Linked DNA regions of Homo sapiens: region 1 is linked to region 2. A link is a loop called in an ENCODE intact Hi-C map of the cell type or tissue named here. Cell type or tissue: PC-3. All regions are shown on one strand. Each heading gives the region's core, and the rest is flanking DNA. Links, peaks and the distances in the headings are about the cores only. Region 1 has its middle 62 kb from the start of TEX48. Region 2 overlaps TNFSF8 (TNF superfamily member 8).

Region 1 (8,339 bases), core at 107-8,106, 160 kb after region 2:
AAGGAGTCTTTGAAAGAGAGAATGCAATTGATGCAAATTTTACATTCTCCCTAGTGTATTTTATGAGGGCATTTTCCAAATCACTGTGTAGAAGACTAGAACCCAGACAGAAAGCAGCAGTCTCAGTGGGCCAAAGGGGTAGATGTTGGAATTCAGGGCTGCTGAAATGGTGAGAACTTGAGGGAGACAGGAAAATACAGAGAAAGACTCCTAAATTCTGCATATAATCCACACATGGCCAACTCCCAAAATGCTTAATCACAGGCCAAGACTCCAAGAAACCCAGCAGAAAAAGCAGCTTAAAAGCTAAAGGGACAAGAACAACCTTCAGCAACTCCAAGGTGTTAGGAGACTAAGGTTGAAATTCAAGCCCCGCCAAGGTGAAAGACCTTGGTAAATACCCTAGATTTTCAATTGAGTCTCCCAAAAGACCATCCATTAGAATAAATGACCATGCACTAACAGTAAAGGCTGTACGCTAGGGGTAAGAGAAACCTTGAAATAGACTGACTCTAATAAAGATTAAAATCAGGCTTTTGACAATTTCAAGGTGATCTGCCAGTGCTTTATCTGCCTTTCAGAAGAAAACTTAACGATCTTTGGAAAAAGATAACATCATGCAGAACCTCTACAATTTTTCATCCACTATATCTAGCATCTGTTCCAAAATTATGAGGTATGATGAAAATTTAAAATAGACAACCGAAACAGACTCAAAGATGATTCAGATAATCTCAGATTTATTAGATGGAGACTCTAAAATGACTATTTTAATATAGTCAAGAAAATAGAAGTTAGAATAGTGGGAAAGAAAGGAATTTCAAGAGAGTCAGAATTTATGAAAAAGAATCAAGTAGACTTTCTAGAACTGAAAAATATGTTTGAATTAAAACCATGGATACATTAACAGCAGACTAGACATAGGAGAAGACAAGTCAATAGAAAATATGCAAATAGAAGCATAGAAAGTAACAAGAATGGATGAAAAAAATTGGACCAGTGTCTAAGAGACAAGTGGAGCTCAGTCAATAAGCTAAGGCTTAAAGAGGATTAGTTTCCCAGAGGTCACAAAGCTAGCAAATGTCAGTCTGGGATTTGACATCAGGCACTCTGACTCCAGAGTTCACCCTCTTAGCTGTTGTACTATACCACCTCCTGATATTTAAACAGAAAAAAACAAACAAACAAAACAATCCCAAACAATGGATGCCAAAGGCTGTCAAAAGCAGTTTGAATAGATTTCCCTTTGCTGAATTCAAAATCAACACTTGTGAATTATTAGAACTATGACAAATAAAGAAAAGCACAGAAAAAGCCTTTTTAAAAGCTGAGCTGGCATCTAGATGCTCCTAGAGACACAAAGCCTGCATCCTCCCCTCTCTCTTGCAATCACCATCACTGTTCCACGACATCTGTTTGTATTCATTGCTAGCCACGGGAACATTTGTTTTATAGCAGGAGAAGGAGGAGTTTGGATAAAGGTCTGGAGAACAATTTTTTAAAACCAGATGGAATGGGATTGCATTGCCTTTCTTCCCCCAGTCTGGCCTCCTGAAGTGGGTTATTGTCTCTGTGGTTCATTCATTCAAACATTTATTGGATGCCTTCTCTGTGCCAAGCACAGTTCTAATGTCTGGGGATTCACCAGTAAAGAAAACAGAGAGGGAAACTTCAATTTGCCAATTAACAGTTATCTCAGTAATTTCCATGTGCAATAGTCTCTTTCATCTCAGGTTCTTTTGGGTAAAGCCTCACCTTTTCTTTTTCTCTGTTCTGGGTGAGTAAGGAGACTGGTGTGGTGTCACTATGATATTAAAAGATGGGGCCTCTGATCTATGCTCTGGCCTCTGGGTCCTCACACATGACTGACAGATGCCAGGCCTGATATGGACCTGTGTTGTCCTCCCTGGGTGACTCAGCCCCGCCTCAGCTCTGGCTAGCCCTGAAGGTTCTGCTGGGCCTCAGTCACATACTCCACTGGGCCTATGAGAAGGGTACCCATGCTAAGCCTCTGCCACAATCTCCTCCCCAGGAAGAGTGCCCCCAGGATGGATGCAGGAATTGTCTGGATGCTTCTCACTCCATGGAGGAGCAGCCAGGACCAAGACTGCTCCCCGCCCAACAAGTGGTACCACATCTGGCTCTGCAGCTCTGCCTCTGTGCTTCTGAAAGTGCTGCCTCTTCTCTGCACCACCCTCCTCTCCCTAATTGACATGAGTGACCCAGCAAAGAAGCATCCTCCAGCGACCCAGCACAAACCTCCTCTGCTTGGGTGCTCCCTTCATCTTGAGGAAGGCCTCCCCTTCCAGATATTAGTCCAGACAAGCAGGGTCAGAATGGGACACACACATCTGAGTCTTTGCATCCTCTGACCCTCACCCTAACAAGGTTTTCCCCTTCCTCTCCCAGCCCAATCAGAACATCTCTAATGTGACATCCGCCTTGCTCCTCATGGTCTTGTTGTCTCAGTAGAGGAGAATCCTCTTTACATGGCACAGGAGGCTCTGTGGTCTAAGTTGGCTGAATTTGACTATTTACATAGGAGCTACTGGACCACTAGGAAGCGAGAGTAATCGCTGACAAAAATACATGGTTTAGTCACCAAAAAATAACATTCCTCTACTCCACCCATCTCCAAAAAACATAATTGTACACAGTTCAAATGGCTTAGATCCAAAGCAGGCAATAACGAATGTTGGCAAGGACGTGGAGAAAAGGGAACCCTTGTACACTGTTAGTGGGAATGTAAATTAGTACAACCACTATGGAGAACAGTTCAGAGGTTCCTCAAAAAAACTAAAAATAGAGCTACTGTATGTTCCAGCTGTCTCACTGCTGGGTATATACCCAAAGAAAGGAAATCAGGATATCGAAGTGATATTTGCCCTCCCATGTTTGTTACAGCACCATTCACAATAGCCAAGATTTGTAAGCAAGCCAAGAGTCCATCAACAGATGAATGGATAAAGACAATGTGGCACATATACACAATGGAGTATATTCAGCCATTAAAAAAGAATGAGATTCTGTCATTTGCAACAACATGGATGGAATTGGAGGTCATTATGTTAAGTTAAATAAGCCAGCAGGGAAAGATAAATGTCACATGTTCTCACTTACTTGTGGGATCTAAAATCAAAACAATTGAATTCATGGACATAGAGAGTAGAAGGATGGTTACCAGAGGCTGGGAAGGGTAGTGGAGGTTGGGGGGAAAGTGAGGATAATTAATGGGTACAAAAAAATATAGAATAAATAAGACCTACTGTTTGATAGTACAACAGGGTGACTATAGTCAATGATAACTTAATTGTACATTTTAAAATAACTAAAAGGGTATAATTGGATTGTTTGTAACACAAAGGATAAATGCTTCAGGGGATGGATACTCTATTCTCCAAGATGTGATTATTATGCATTGCATGCCTATATCAAAACATTTCATGTACCTCATAAATCTATATACCTAGTATGAACCCACAAAATTTAAAATTTAAAAAAGATAATTTTTATAGTGATTCATTCCATAAAAATATCTTAAAGGTTGTGTCATAGAGAGGGATTGGTTGGAGATGAAGTGCTATTTTAATTTAGTGATCTGAAATGACATCTCATTATCCTAGGCAAACTAACACAGAAGCAGAAAACCAAATGCCACATATTCTCACTTGTAAGTGGGAGCTAAACATTGGGTACACATGGATACAAAGATGGGAAAGATAGACAGTGGAGACCATAAGAGGGAGGAGGAATAAAGGGAAGCAAAGGCTGAGAAACTACCTCTCGGGTACTATGCTTATACCTGGGTGACAGGATCAATCTACCCCAAACCTGCCCATGTAACAATATACCCATGTAACAAACCTGCACATGTACCCCTGAAACTAAAATAAAAGTTGAAGGCCAGGAACGGTGGCTCACACCTGTAATCCCAGCACTTTGGGAAGCCAAGGCGGGCAGATCACTTGAGGCCAGGATTTAGAGACCAGCCATGGCCAACATGGTGAGACCCTATCTCTACCAAAAATACAAAAAAAAAAAAATTAGCCTGGCGTGGTGGTGCTCACCCGTAATCCCAGCTACTCTGGAGGCTGAGGCACAAGAATTGCTTGAACCTAGGAGACGTAAGTTGCAGTGAGCCAAGATTGCACCACTACACCCCAGCCTGGGCGATAGAGTGAGACTGTCTCAAAAATAAAATAAAATAATAATAATAATAAATAAAATAAAGGTTGAAGAAAAAAGAAAAAAAAAGAAATGGCCTCTCATGCTAAAAAGTAAGAAAATGCTCAAAAGACAAAATGATGGGATTATTTCCAAGGGACCCAGTAGCCAATTAAAAGATCATCCAATGGCCAAAGCTGGAACCATTTGAGCAACCAAATCAATAAGATAGTATTGGATTATGGCCCAAAGTATAAAATAAATATCCATGAGTCTGTGTTGATATAAACAAAAAAGAGTGACTAAGTTAACAAAAGGAGAAGAGACAAATCTGCTATACCAAAAAAAATACCAAATAGTTTATGCAGATACCATACCCTCCAGGAGCTGGAGTGCAGTGGCACAATCATAGCTCACCACAGCCTTGACTTGCCAGGCTCAAGCAATTCTACCTCAGCCCCACAAGCAGCTGGGACCACAGGCATGCACTGCCATGCCTGGCTAATTTTTTCAAAAATTTCTTGTAGAGACAGTGTCTCACTATGTTGCCCAGGCTGGTCTTGAACTTCTGAGCTCAAGCGATCCTCCCGCCTCAGCCTCCCAAAACGCTGGGATTTACAGGCATAAGCCACTGCTCCCCACCTAGTATTAATAATTGTAATGATAATCCAAAGAAATATTTTAATACTTTTAAAATCTTAAAGCCACATGAAGTTAAAATTTATATTTCTATATATATTGTTGTGGCGGAAAGGTATAAGGTGGTCAATTCAAAAAACTTTCAAACAGAAAAATATATACTATATTAGGAAAAAGTCTGTAGAAGAAGTAGAATGAGAAAAAAGAAAAATAGAGATTTGCCAACAGTTTGAGTTATGTTTTAGGTGGAGGATGGTGGCTATTACATCACAATGGTATTTACATTCCATTGGGTGTATTTTAAGAGATGATGCAACAGCTTTATTTTTTATGTCAATATTTACAATGGGCCAGAAGTTGTATTCTTCATATTCATGTACACCTGTGATTTTAAAAAAAAATCAGGAACAATTTAAAGAAGTACAAAATGGTAGATAATTTTTCAAAATTTTTTTTTTTTTTTTTTTTTTTTGAGACAGTCTTGCTCTGTCGCCCAGGCTGGAGTGCAGTGACCTGATATGGGCTCACTGCAACCTCTGCCTCCTGGGTTCAAGCAACTATCATGCCTCAGCCTCCATAGTAGCTGGGACTACAGGTGCATGCCACCATGCCTGGCTAATTTTTGTATCTTAAGTAGAGACAGGGTTTCACCATGTTGGCCAGGCTGGTCTCAAAGTCCTGACCCCGGCCCCCCAAAGTTCTGGGATTACAGTCATGAGCCACCATGACCAGACTCAAAATCCTTTTCAGGAACATGTGAGCAAGGTTTTTTGAAGACCATAGGCCTATCCAATGCCCATTCTCTCTCATTTCTTTCTGTTCCTTATGCCAAAGCTGTAGGCAATGTGTCCAGCTAAAGATCTACCTTTCCAAGTCTCTTTGCAGATACATATTATCAAGGTCTGGCCAATAAGCTGTGCACGTTGCCATTCCTCTCTTCCATATTGAATGTGAACACAATAGCTGTAGCTCTAGCAGACAGCTTGAACTTGCACGAAGAATAGCAATAGTGAAAACACAGAAGGAACCTGAGTTCTAAATAACTTTGTGACCCAAACTACCTACCTCCAGATTTTGTTTAGGTAGAAAAGGGCAAATCCATTTATGTTTAAGTTACTGTTATTTAGGATTTTCTGTTACACATGGCCAAATCTAATCCTGACCAATAGAGTGGCTGTAGCATACATTATATAATCAATCAGATGTTGAACATTTAGATTATTGCCAGATTTTGCTGTTTATTATACATCACACTGTGATCCTTATTTGATGTATCTTCATACACATTCAGAGTTATTTTTCCAGGAGATAATCTAAGAAGTAAATTCTGGGTCAAGAATGTTTTGATACATATTGCAAATTTTTTCCTTCACAAAAGCTAATTTATATTTATGTCAATAGTGTATGAGACGGTGGAATTCCACATTCTTTCATCGTCATTGGGCAGTCTTTTTTTTCTAAATATTTGCAAATCGATAAGGAAAAAAGGTTTGTTTGTATTTTTTGATAACTAATATAGTTAAACTTTTTTCTATTTATCTGCCATTGGATAAAATTGTCATTTTATCTTTATTGTTTAAAAAAAATTAAGAAAAAGAGCCAAAAGTGTTTTTTACTTTAAATTTTATTTTTTTATTTCATTTTTCCATAAGTTATTGGAGTACAGGTGGTATTTGGTTACAAGAGTAAGTTCTTTCATGGTGATTTGTGAGATTTTGGTGCACCCATCAGCCAGGCAGTACACACTGCACCCTATTTGTAGTCTTTTATCCCTCACCCCCTTCCCACTCTTCCCCCTAAGTCCTCAGAGTCCATTGTATCATTCTTATGCCTTTGTGTCCTCATAGCTTAGCTCCCACATATCAGTAAGAACATACGATGTTTGGTTTTCCATTCCTGAGTTACTTCACTTGGAATAATAGTCTCCAGTCTCATCCAGGTCACTGCAAATGCAGTGGCCTTTTTTCATTTCTTTTTATGACTGAGTAGTATTCCATCATCTATATATACCACAGTTTCTTTATCAACTTGTTGATTGATGGGCATTTGAGTTGGTTCCACGATTTTGCAATCATGAATTGTGCTGCTATAAACATGCATGTGCAAGTATCTTTTCCAAATAATGACTTCTTTTCCTCTGGGTCGATACCCAGTAGTGGGATTGCTGGATCAAATGGTAGTTCCACTTTTAGTTCTTCAAGGAATCTCCACAGTGTTTTCCATAGAGGCTGTACTAGCTTACATTCCCATCAGCAGTGCACAAGTGTCCCCTGATCACCGCATCCATGCCAACATCTACTGTTTTTTGCTTTTTTTATTATGGCCATTCTTGCAGGAGTAAGGTGGTATCGCATTGTGGTTTTGATTTGCATTTCTCTGATCATTAGTGATGTTGTGCATTTTTTCATATGTTCGTTGGCCATTTGTATATCTTGACAGTTGTCTATTCATGTCCTTAGCCCACTTTTTGATGGGATTGTCTGTTTTTTTCTTACTGATTTGAGTTTGTTGTAGATTCTGGATATTAGTCCTTTGTGAGATGCGCAGATTGTGAAGATTTTCTCCCATTCTGTGGGTTTTCTGTTTAGTCTGCTGACTGTTCCTTTTGCCTTGCAAAAGCTCTTTAGTTTAATTAGGTCCCAACTATTTATCTTTGTTTTTATTGCATTTGCTTGCAGGTTCTTGGTCACAAAATCCTTGCCTAAGCCAGTGTCTAGGAGGGTTTTTCCAATGTTATCTTCTAGAATTTTTATAGTTCCAGGTCTTAGGTTTAAATTCTTAATCCATCTTGAGTTGATTTTTGTATAAGATGAGGATCCAATTTCATTCTTCTACATGTGGCTAGCCAAGAGCGAAAAGTATTTTTGTTTCAGATTATTTGAAGGTTGGAGAACTACAAGTGAAGCTACCTCTAGGATCTCTGTTTATATAAAGCTTCATGGCAACAGAGAAGTTGTCTATCTTACACTGTGTCCATTTACTGGCAAGTAGTAGGCAACTCATTGAACATTTGTTGAATGCATGAAAGCCATTATCTTATTACAGTATATGACTTTGGGCAAGTAGTTTTCTAATCAGTTTCCCAGTTCATAAACTAACAAGATTGAATAAATCTATGTCATGGTCTCTTCCAAGTCCAACAATTTTTTATTCAAAGAGAGATCCAAGTAATGCCCACAAAGCATCATATGGGAAAGACTCCCTTCCTTTGCAGCTATTTCTACTGATCAGAAGAACCAGAGGCAAAAAATAATAATAGAAAATTAGAATTTAACATTCCTTTGTGCTCCTCTTCTTCCAAATTACTAGACAATAAAAGAGTTACAAAGGCAGTAAGAAACACAGAGAAAGTCCCTCCTCCCTTGAATTTGCCCTTTGGGGACTAGTGGTGGTTCCTAGTTTCAACCCAAAGTCCATATTCTCTTGTTCTGTTGGAGCCTAGATTTTGAAGTCAGAGAGAGGTGGGTTTCATTGAGCAAGTCATCAAACTCCCCAAGCCTGCATTCCTTATATATAAATTAGGGATAACCATACCC
Region 2 (8,300 bases), core at 301-8,300:
GCTTCTTACTTACCCACAGTAATGTCAATTCAACCTGTGTTTAGTATAAATGAATTCCAAGGAAATGCCCATAGTGTCAGACAGGTTTACTAACTGTTGCAGATACACTGCAACAAGTCAGGACTGAAAAGACCTTAACATCCCAAGGAAAGTAGGTGGGGCAGGGGGCGGGGGGAGGCAGGATTTAAATTATTTAAAGGAATTCCAACTTGACCTTAATTTATATTTACTGATCACTTCCTATGTGCTCAGTCAGCACTAAGTGTGTTCATATGGGCATTCTCCAAATCCTTTTGGAAATCAGGGTCACCTAGTGGTCCTTTGTTTAACAAATGGTCCATCCTGCAGTTTATCTCTCTATTACTAGTTGGCTTAGTGATATCAAGGAATTGGTCAAAAGCCTCAATTACTTTTGCACCAACCTAATAGTTGAAATGACCCTTGCTCAGGTTAAGGACTCACTTTGAATCCAAATTTTATCCAGAGGGGAGAGACTGTCCTCTAGATGTCACTGTTGGGACTCTCCTGGATATTGTCCCTGAAGCCTGGAATGAAGAAGCCAGGGCATGGCAGATGCAGAGTCATTAGGATAATCCCTTTCCTTCTTGGAAGGATTAAAACATTTTTCAACAAATGTAAAGAGGATTCAGCACACATTCCTGGAAGCATCAGATAGCCTTAAACACTTAGGTACTTAATTGAGAAGCTCCCGTCCATCAAATAATGTCATGAGCTTCATTTTAATGAGCATTTCATCTGCCAATTCACTCTGCTAAGTGGCATTGCTAAACTGTGCCACTATAACAACAAAGAAAAGAGGAGTAAGGCAGAAAGAATCTACTTTACTGAGTGTCTCCTCTAGCCACAGGCCACACTGATCACTTGACATCCACGGTCTCATTGCATCTTCATGACATCCATACATTTAGGTTGATTGTTTTAATTCTCACTTAATGGATGTGGCAGCTGAGGCTCAGTAAGGGGAAATGACAGATCCAGAGCTAAAAGCTATGACCAGAATTCAGGTGCTCTTTTTGCGATGCATCGTGTCTTCCTTGTTCTTATATCAAAGGTGCTGTACATCTGGAAGGTACCTGGCACTCAAACCACATACCATCTGGCCGGGATGGTTGGCTTGGTCTGTTTTGCCATGGTAGAGCCGCCTTGAGCATATTTGCATCTTTATGTGCCCATGACTTGTAACTTGGCAGTGTTCAGCACATGGGCCTGAAGTCATCTGCTGGCATTCTCCCACAAGATGGAACCCAGGAGCTCATTAGTGCTTGTTTTCCCAGCACCTCCAGCTGTCTTGTCAGTTTTCAGTTCCAGTGTCTGTAGTGGCTGCAAACCCACTTCTTCCTGCATTTAACCCTTCCTATTCCACAGGAATACTGAAAGTCAGAGAAGAGCCCTGGATTAGAAGTCAGAAGCCCTGTGTTCTGAACCCAGCTCCACCATTTACCTACTGTGGAGTCTTGGGCCAGACCCTAGTCTCTCTGGGTAGTCTCGCCACTCCTAAAACTAGGATCTCTGTTAGCATGGCATTTAGTGACCCTTTCTGTCTAATATTGTGAAATCTCAAGGTGAGAGCTAGTCTTAAGGTTTCCATAATCTTGACCTTCTAGAATATGCTCCTTTCACCACCTCGAGCAACCTCTCTTTCTATCTCTCTCCTCTGTGTGAAACTGGCCAGGAGGGTTTTGTTGGCACATCTTTCTCTTCAGCCTCTCAAACAAAACCACAGAAAGTCCCATGATCCTTCTAGAAGAGGCTAAAGCTTGGAAAGATGATTTACAAAGCTGATGCATCTGAAAGCTTTGGTCCTCAGGGAAGTTCAGGCAGTGCTAGGGTTGTCTGAAAGATAGACTGCCCTACAGAAAGAGTAAGGAGCCCTGGTCTCTGGTCCTGTCTCTCTCACTAACTCTCTGGATGACCTAGGATCAGCCTGCCATAGGGGCAACATTGAGGAGCACATGGGTTATGTGTTCACCAAGCCTGAACCAGGCCATCTCAGGGAACTTTCATTTCTCCAAACTATGCAAATCCTTACAGAACCAGACTATTCATAACTTAGATTGTCCTCAGAGCTAAAATATTCTGTTCTACTACTGCAGGTGTCTGAAAACCTGAATGTGTGAAGACACAGTCTCCTACCTTGGGTAATGCAACATGCCCATAAAGATAGACAGGTGCAGCTGGGACCGACTCCCCATCCCAAACCTTCCCACCCCCACCACCAGCAGGTCTGATAGGGGATGGCTGAGTCTATACAGCCTGCTGAAATAAGCTAGGTAGGCCCTTTAAGACAGATCATCAAATCCACACTGCTCTTCATCTATTATGTTGGTGCAGAAGTAATTGCAGTTTTTGTTATTGCTTTTAATGCCAAAACCACAATTACTTTTGCACAAACCTAATAGGGACACTAGAGCCCAGAGAGGAGAAATCCCAGGATTCTAACTCCCAGGTCATCAACTCAGCCGTGACTTGCAGACAGTTCTCACTTCCCCCACTCTGATGCTCTGTTCTTCAAACTAAACCTCTCCAGGCATCACTTTTTGCTCCCTCTGCTCCCAGCCTTCAGAATTCCAGGGACATTGCAGAATTTCAGCTGCATGTAATGCCACTATTTATAAGTCACGTTTTTCTGTCTTCCTAACCAAAAAAGAAAGTTATATCATAGACTCACAGGGTGATGAGAAGACTCAGGCCACACGGCTGATGACCCATGAAATGTTCATCTAGCTCTTGATAAGAGCCTCATGACCTCCAAAGCAGCCCACCTCTTTTTTGAGCAGCACTGACTGGTCAACTCTGTGAGCTGCCAGCACTGTGACTCACAGTGTGACATAGGTGTTTTTAGTGTACGTCTTTCCATTGCTGCATCTGAGAAATGGGGATTAGAGCAGTGTTAGCTCTTAGCTGAGGGCTTCATCTCCTTCCTCTTCCACTTGGAGGTTTAGTGCTTGGGCCCCACGGTGTGCCGACAGCCTCATCAAGCATTAAAGGACAGAGGCTGTGCCCTTCTCTGGGGTCTTCTCCAAGTTTAACAGCCCATTCCCTCAATAGCTCCTCTAGTGTCCTGCTTTTAGCCCCTTTCTGAACCAGCTCTGGCAACATCATTCCTAAAAGGGCTGCCTGTGTTTTTCCCTTTAGCTAGAAACCATCTAAATGATTTTTAAAGAAAAACTAAAATATACCATGCCATTTGACTTCAGGAAATGCAAATGTTTCAAAATAAGGTGTTTTTTTTTTCCATCCTCGGGTTTCTCAGAATTACAACTGAGGTCAACCCAAAGGGGAAAAAACAACAAAAGAACCAGAACGTGTGAGAGGCAAGCCTGGGCTTGCACTTCTCCAGCCACCTGTTTACAGAGGCTCACCTGCCATAAGGGGTAAGGAGAACAGTGTAAGAGGGCTTTCGGCCAATGAGCAGAGCCTGTTCTTGATGTTTTGTGCTGGCCTCAGCCCAAGGCATGAATCTTATCTTCCCATCTAATCTAGCCTGACCTGCAATGCCAGTGGGAGAATGAGGCCCTGTGTTATTCTAGCCCTCAGGCAAAAGGCAAGCCAAGCGTCCTGATTCACCTCACTGTTGTCCTAAGTACTTACTCTGTATCCACAGAGGGAAACAAGAAAGATGAACTAGGTGATTCAATTCAACAAATATTTACAGAGCATCTGCTAGACTGGGCAGTGGGGGTTTATAAACAGGAGTCTCTGCCCTGAGGGTTCACTGTCTGATAGAATGGGCAAATAGGCAAAGGAAGTATCCTGGAGGAGCTGACTGCTAGGCTGTGTTTCAAACAAGGAAAAACTTGCCTGGTGAAGGAGGCAGTCCAGGTAGAGAGCCCAGCAAGTGCCAAGGTGTAATGATAAATCAACATTCCTAAATGGTATGTTTAGGGGGACTGCAAAGCCCCAAACTCCCGGACAGCAGTCAGGAATCCATTCGGGCAGCGGTCAGGCAGCCTGAGTTTGGATCTCTACTCCACCCCTGACTACCTGTGTGAATGTGAACAAGTCAGTTAACCTTTAAAAGGGTCCATTTCCTTATGTACAAGATAGACTTAATTATGGTACCTCTCTTATCGTGTTATTGTGAGAATTAAATGAAATAATGCATGTAGCATACTTAGCAGAGTACCTGGAAAATGGCTATCACTCAACATGTATTAGTTATGACCATTCATATTATTATCACTGTTCCTCCTCGTTATTATTACTATTGGAACATAAAGGGAAAGGGGAGGAGGGAAGGTGAGGGGTGAGACCAGAGAGTTCAGTAGGAGTCAGAACAATGGGGACCATGAAAGCCATGCTGAGGAGCTTGGGCCTGATCCTGCAGGCGAAAGGAGTCAGAAAGGGCTTCCATGCAAACAGACAGCCAGGTCTGTCTCCCTGGCTTGATGTTCTGCAGCTTAGAGTAGGAGGCTACGCCAGGAGGACTCTCTAACCATAGTCACAGTCCATTAGGAGCATAAGCAGCCATTAGTGTTGGGGTTCTGACTACAAACCCCAAGAGTGTGGGCTGTGGGCTGCAACAGGCAGGACCAGAGCACTGATCAGAGGATGCATGAGGATGAAACCAAGGGGATGACAGCTGACCCACTGGCTCTCACCACCAAGAGAGCTTTGGACCAGAAGCTCTATGTGGATGCAGCAGATAAGGAGGAAAACTGCCCCTGCTTCTGCCCGGAGTGCCTCTCGCAGTGAGCTTGTTCAGACAGCAGAGGGAACTCTTCATTTAACTTTCAACCACTCCAAAGCCCCCATGAAGCTATGAGGATGGCCAGGAGGGACTTTCTCAGGGCTGGGCAGAGACTGCAATGGGAAAGGTTGTGAGCCCAGCAGGTACTACTCGGCAATGCAGTGAGCAAATATCCCAGGGTGTGGCTGCTCCATTGAATGGGCCGTTGGCTGCCTACCGTCTGATGGATGGACTACATGGTCATCTCTGGTGACATCTTTGAGAAGATGTCCATGTCAGGTCAAAGATTGTCCAGTTTTACACATGGGGAAACCAAGGATCAAAGAAGAGATTAGCTCTGAATAAGTTGAATTCAAGTGTCATTGCAGGAAATGTATAACTTGAATCTTTGCATACAAAATATTAAGTAGTTACTGTAATAAAAAAAAGCTAAGCCACCATCACTAGTGAATATATGAAAAATATTTTTATTTCTTAAATACCATAATAACATAATATTATGTTTGCCTCTGCCAAGGAAGCTCCAAATAGCAGGACTTCTGTTAAGATTTCTTTAACCCTGTGTCCTCTTAAAATTGAACACCAAGATGTTTTTATCTTCGTTGTCTAGCAAAATAGCCTAGAACAGGAAACCTGGCCTCTGGAATTAGCCATGGGCAATTCCAGCATTTACACAAACTTGTCTGAACTTAGGCGATGGTATTGACCACCTCTAGGCATCAAAGTTAACCCTGCAGGATTAGTCTGAGAACTAGATTAGCTGATATATTACCCAGCTGTAAAAGTACCCAGACTAGTTTCTGGTGTGTGGTAGATAAGTTGACAGTATTTACTATCAGTATTATCATTCTCACTACCACTGCCTGGCAAGGCACCACGAAACAATGTATTTCACCTGCGTGGCCCCCAGATTTTTTTCCCATCTGTAAAAGGGGCTTAATAATACCCCTCTCACAGAGTTGCTGCAAAGATTAAGGAGATGAAATACGTATAGTGCCAAAAAATGGCCCCTGACACATTATAGGAATGGATGTCATATTTGTTTCCTTCCCTGATTTCCACAGTCTTCCATAAAAGTCCAAGTGGAAGCAATCAATAAAAATAAATTTAAAAAATTAAAATCCTAAAATACCTGATGGCAAAATGAGAAATAAAGAGCTTTTCTCCTTATTCTGAAAATGGAAAACAGAACGGTAATTGTCTCCATCAAAGTGTTGTAGAAAAAGATCAGGTATTTCCAGATCCCAAAACGGCAAAAGACATTTTAATGCATCGTCTCCTTATTTTTAGGAAATTGCTCAGAAGACCTCTTATGTATCCTGAAAAGGGCTCCATTCAAGAAGTCATGGGCCTACCTCCAAGGTCAGTAACCAAGCCCAGGAAACCTAAACATATGAAAACCGCTTCTGTGGCTTTTCAGCAACTTTTAAGCCAGAAGTCATAATTAGAGTCCCATGGCCAAATGTGACCTGCAGATGTGTACTGTTTAGTCTGCAGGAAATTTTTTTGTAATTTGAATTTGAATGTCTTAGCGGGGAGAGCGTCATTCTCCAAAGCTACAAGGCTTCTCTTTCCTCAGTCCCATTCACTCCTTTATGTTGCCTACCTGGCCTCTGTGGGCATTCATGGTCCCCACCACCACTGCCACCACCAGCCCCACCCCTCACCCCTCACCCCTCCTTATTCAGCTACCTACCAATTTCAGCAAAGTACACAGTCCTTTTCCTAATGCAAGGGAGGCAGGCACTTAATCTCTGCCTCTATGAAGTTATTCACAAGGGAACCATAAAATTGCCTTGTCCCCAGATTGACAGCTTAATGAACATGTCAGCACAGGGCCGATTTGCATATTGCAGTGTGCTTCAGGTAAGAGGCCCCTTACAAATGAAGCAATAAGAGGCACTTTAGACTGCAGAGTGAGAAAGAGATGGCCAAGATTCTCTGAATAGCCATCCTGCTCATTTTAAAAATTCAATTTTGCAGTTAGATTAGTTCTCACTCTTCAGTTGAATTGCAACGAGGTTTAAAGGGAAAGCATGGAAGCAATTAAAACTAGCATGCCAGCTTCCTGGCCCTGAAAGTCACCCTTACCAGTCAGTGCTAATTTTCACGTGTTAGGACTTAGAGACTCACCTTCCAACACAAACTTGTCAGCTTAGAGGGTCTGCTAATTCTCTGCTTTTCAATAAATCCCAGATGGCAAGAGCCCCTTAATAAGCACATGGGGGACCTGCACAATTATTTTTGGCTGCCCTTTGAAGGGAAAAAGGCATTCAAAAATTCAGACAATGAACCGTTAGAGGATACATCTTAATGTGAAAATTAATGGCGATTCTCCTGGACATCTTCAAACCTAAATTGGATATTAACTGAATAATATTATTGAATGTCCTACCTTGTACTTTCTGCAATGCCTATCAAACTCAATATTATTGAATTTCCTATCTCTGATACCTTTTGCAATGACCATTCATGATAAATGAACATAATAGTTCCAATCTTGTGGAGAACAGAGTCCAGGAGCTTATAGTCTGAAAAGGGAAAGTTCATCATATTCATCATAGAATAATATAATATGATAATGATTCAGTGGAAAACCATTCTATAGGAGGTAGAAGTAAAGTACCATGTGTGTTCTGAACCTCCAGCTTTCAGCATTGAAGAAAAGGAAGAGGGGTGGTTTTATACCTGTGCCTTGAGTAATAAGTAGACTCTAGAGGGAGTAACATGGAAGATATTCAGATGATTGGAACATTACAGAAAACATGGGTCTTGAATGGGAAACTTTGAACAAAGACTTAGAATTTTGCAATGCGTACCTACAATCTTCTCAATAATTCTGTTTTCTATACTTCTCTTTCTAGTGGCAAAGCATCTAAACAAAACCAAGTTGTCTTGGAACAAAGATGGCATTCTCCATGGAGTCAGATATCAGGATGGGAATCTGGTGATCCAATTCCCTGGTTTGTACTTCATCATTTGCCAACTGCAGTTTCTTGTACAATGCCCAAATAATTCTGTCGATCTGAAGTTGGAGCTTCTCATCAACAAGCATATCAAAAAACAGGCCCTGGTGACAGTGTGTGAGTCTGGAATGCAAACGAAACACGTATACCAGAATCTCTCTCAATTCTTGCTGGATTACCTGCAGGTCAACACCACCATATCAGTCAATGTGGATACATTCCAGTACATAGATACAAGCACCTTTCCTCTTGAGAATGTGTTGTCCATCTTCTTATACAGTAATTCAGACTGAACAGTTTCTCTTGGCCTTCAGGAAGAAAGCGCCTCTCTACCATACAGTATTTCATCCCTCCAAACACTTGGGCAAAAAGAAAACTTTAGACCAAGACAAACTACACAGGGTATTAAATAGTATACTTCTCCTTCTGTCTCTTGGAAAGATACAGCTCCAGGGTTAAAAAGAGAGTTTTTAGTGAAGTATCTTTCAGATAGCAGGCAGGGAAGCAATGTAGTGTGGTGGGCAGAGCCCCACACAGAATCAGAAGGGATGAATGGATGTCCCAGCCCAACCTCTAATTCACTGTATGGTCTTGATCTATTTCTTCTGTTTTGAGAGCCTCCA

What was found. Peaks named below come from ENCODE experiments on the same cell type or tissue, not always from the same donor. Only the 100,000 strongest peaks of a DNase experiment are listed, where the experiment ranks them.
Region 1: it touches region 2 in a loop (7-fold over the local background); 101 of 110 quality-filtered maps call a loop at or near these places.

The regions. Positions count from the first base shown.
Region 1 is chr9:114,739,906-114,748,244 of GRCh38, reverse strand. No RefSeq gene overlaps it. Among named protein-coding and RNA genes, the nearest start is that of TEX48, 62 kb to the right of the region's middle. In PC-3, for the core only: no CTCF peak of the experiment used is centred there; a DNase peak (open chromatin) is centred at 2,584; H3K27ac peaks cover 1,241 bases.
Region 2 is chr9:114,903,601-114,911,900 of GRCh38, reverse strand. It overlaps TNFSF8 (TNF superfamily member 8), which reads left to right. Exons shown (of 4, transcript NM_001244.4): 3 at 6,002-6,073; 4 at 7,576-8,300. The coding sequence ends at 7,970. Among named protein-coding and RNA genes, the nearest start is that of TNFSF8, 23 kb to the left of the region's middle. RefSeq lists enhancers at 3,311-3,932, 3,933-4,555. In PC-3, for the core only: CTCF peaks have their summits at 301, 505 (motif pointing right) and 4,726 (motif pointing right); DNase peaks (open chromatin) are centred at 530, 2,840, 3,590 and 4,760; H3K4me3 peaks cover 906 bases; H3K27ac peaks cover 3,513 bases.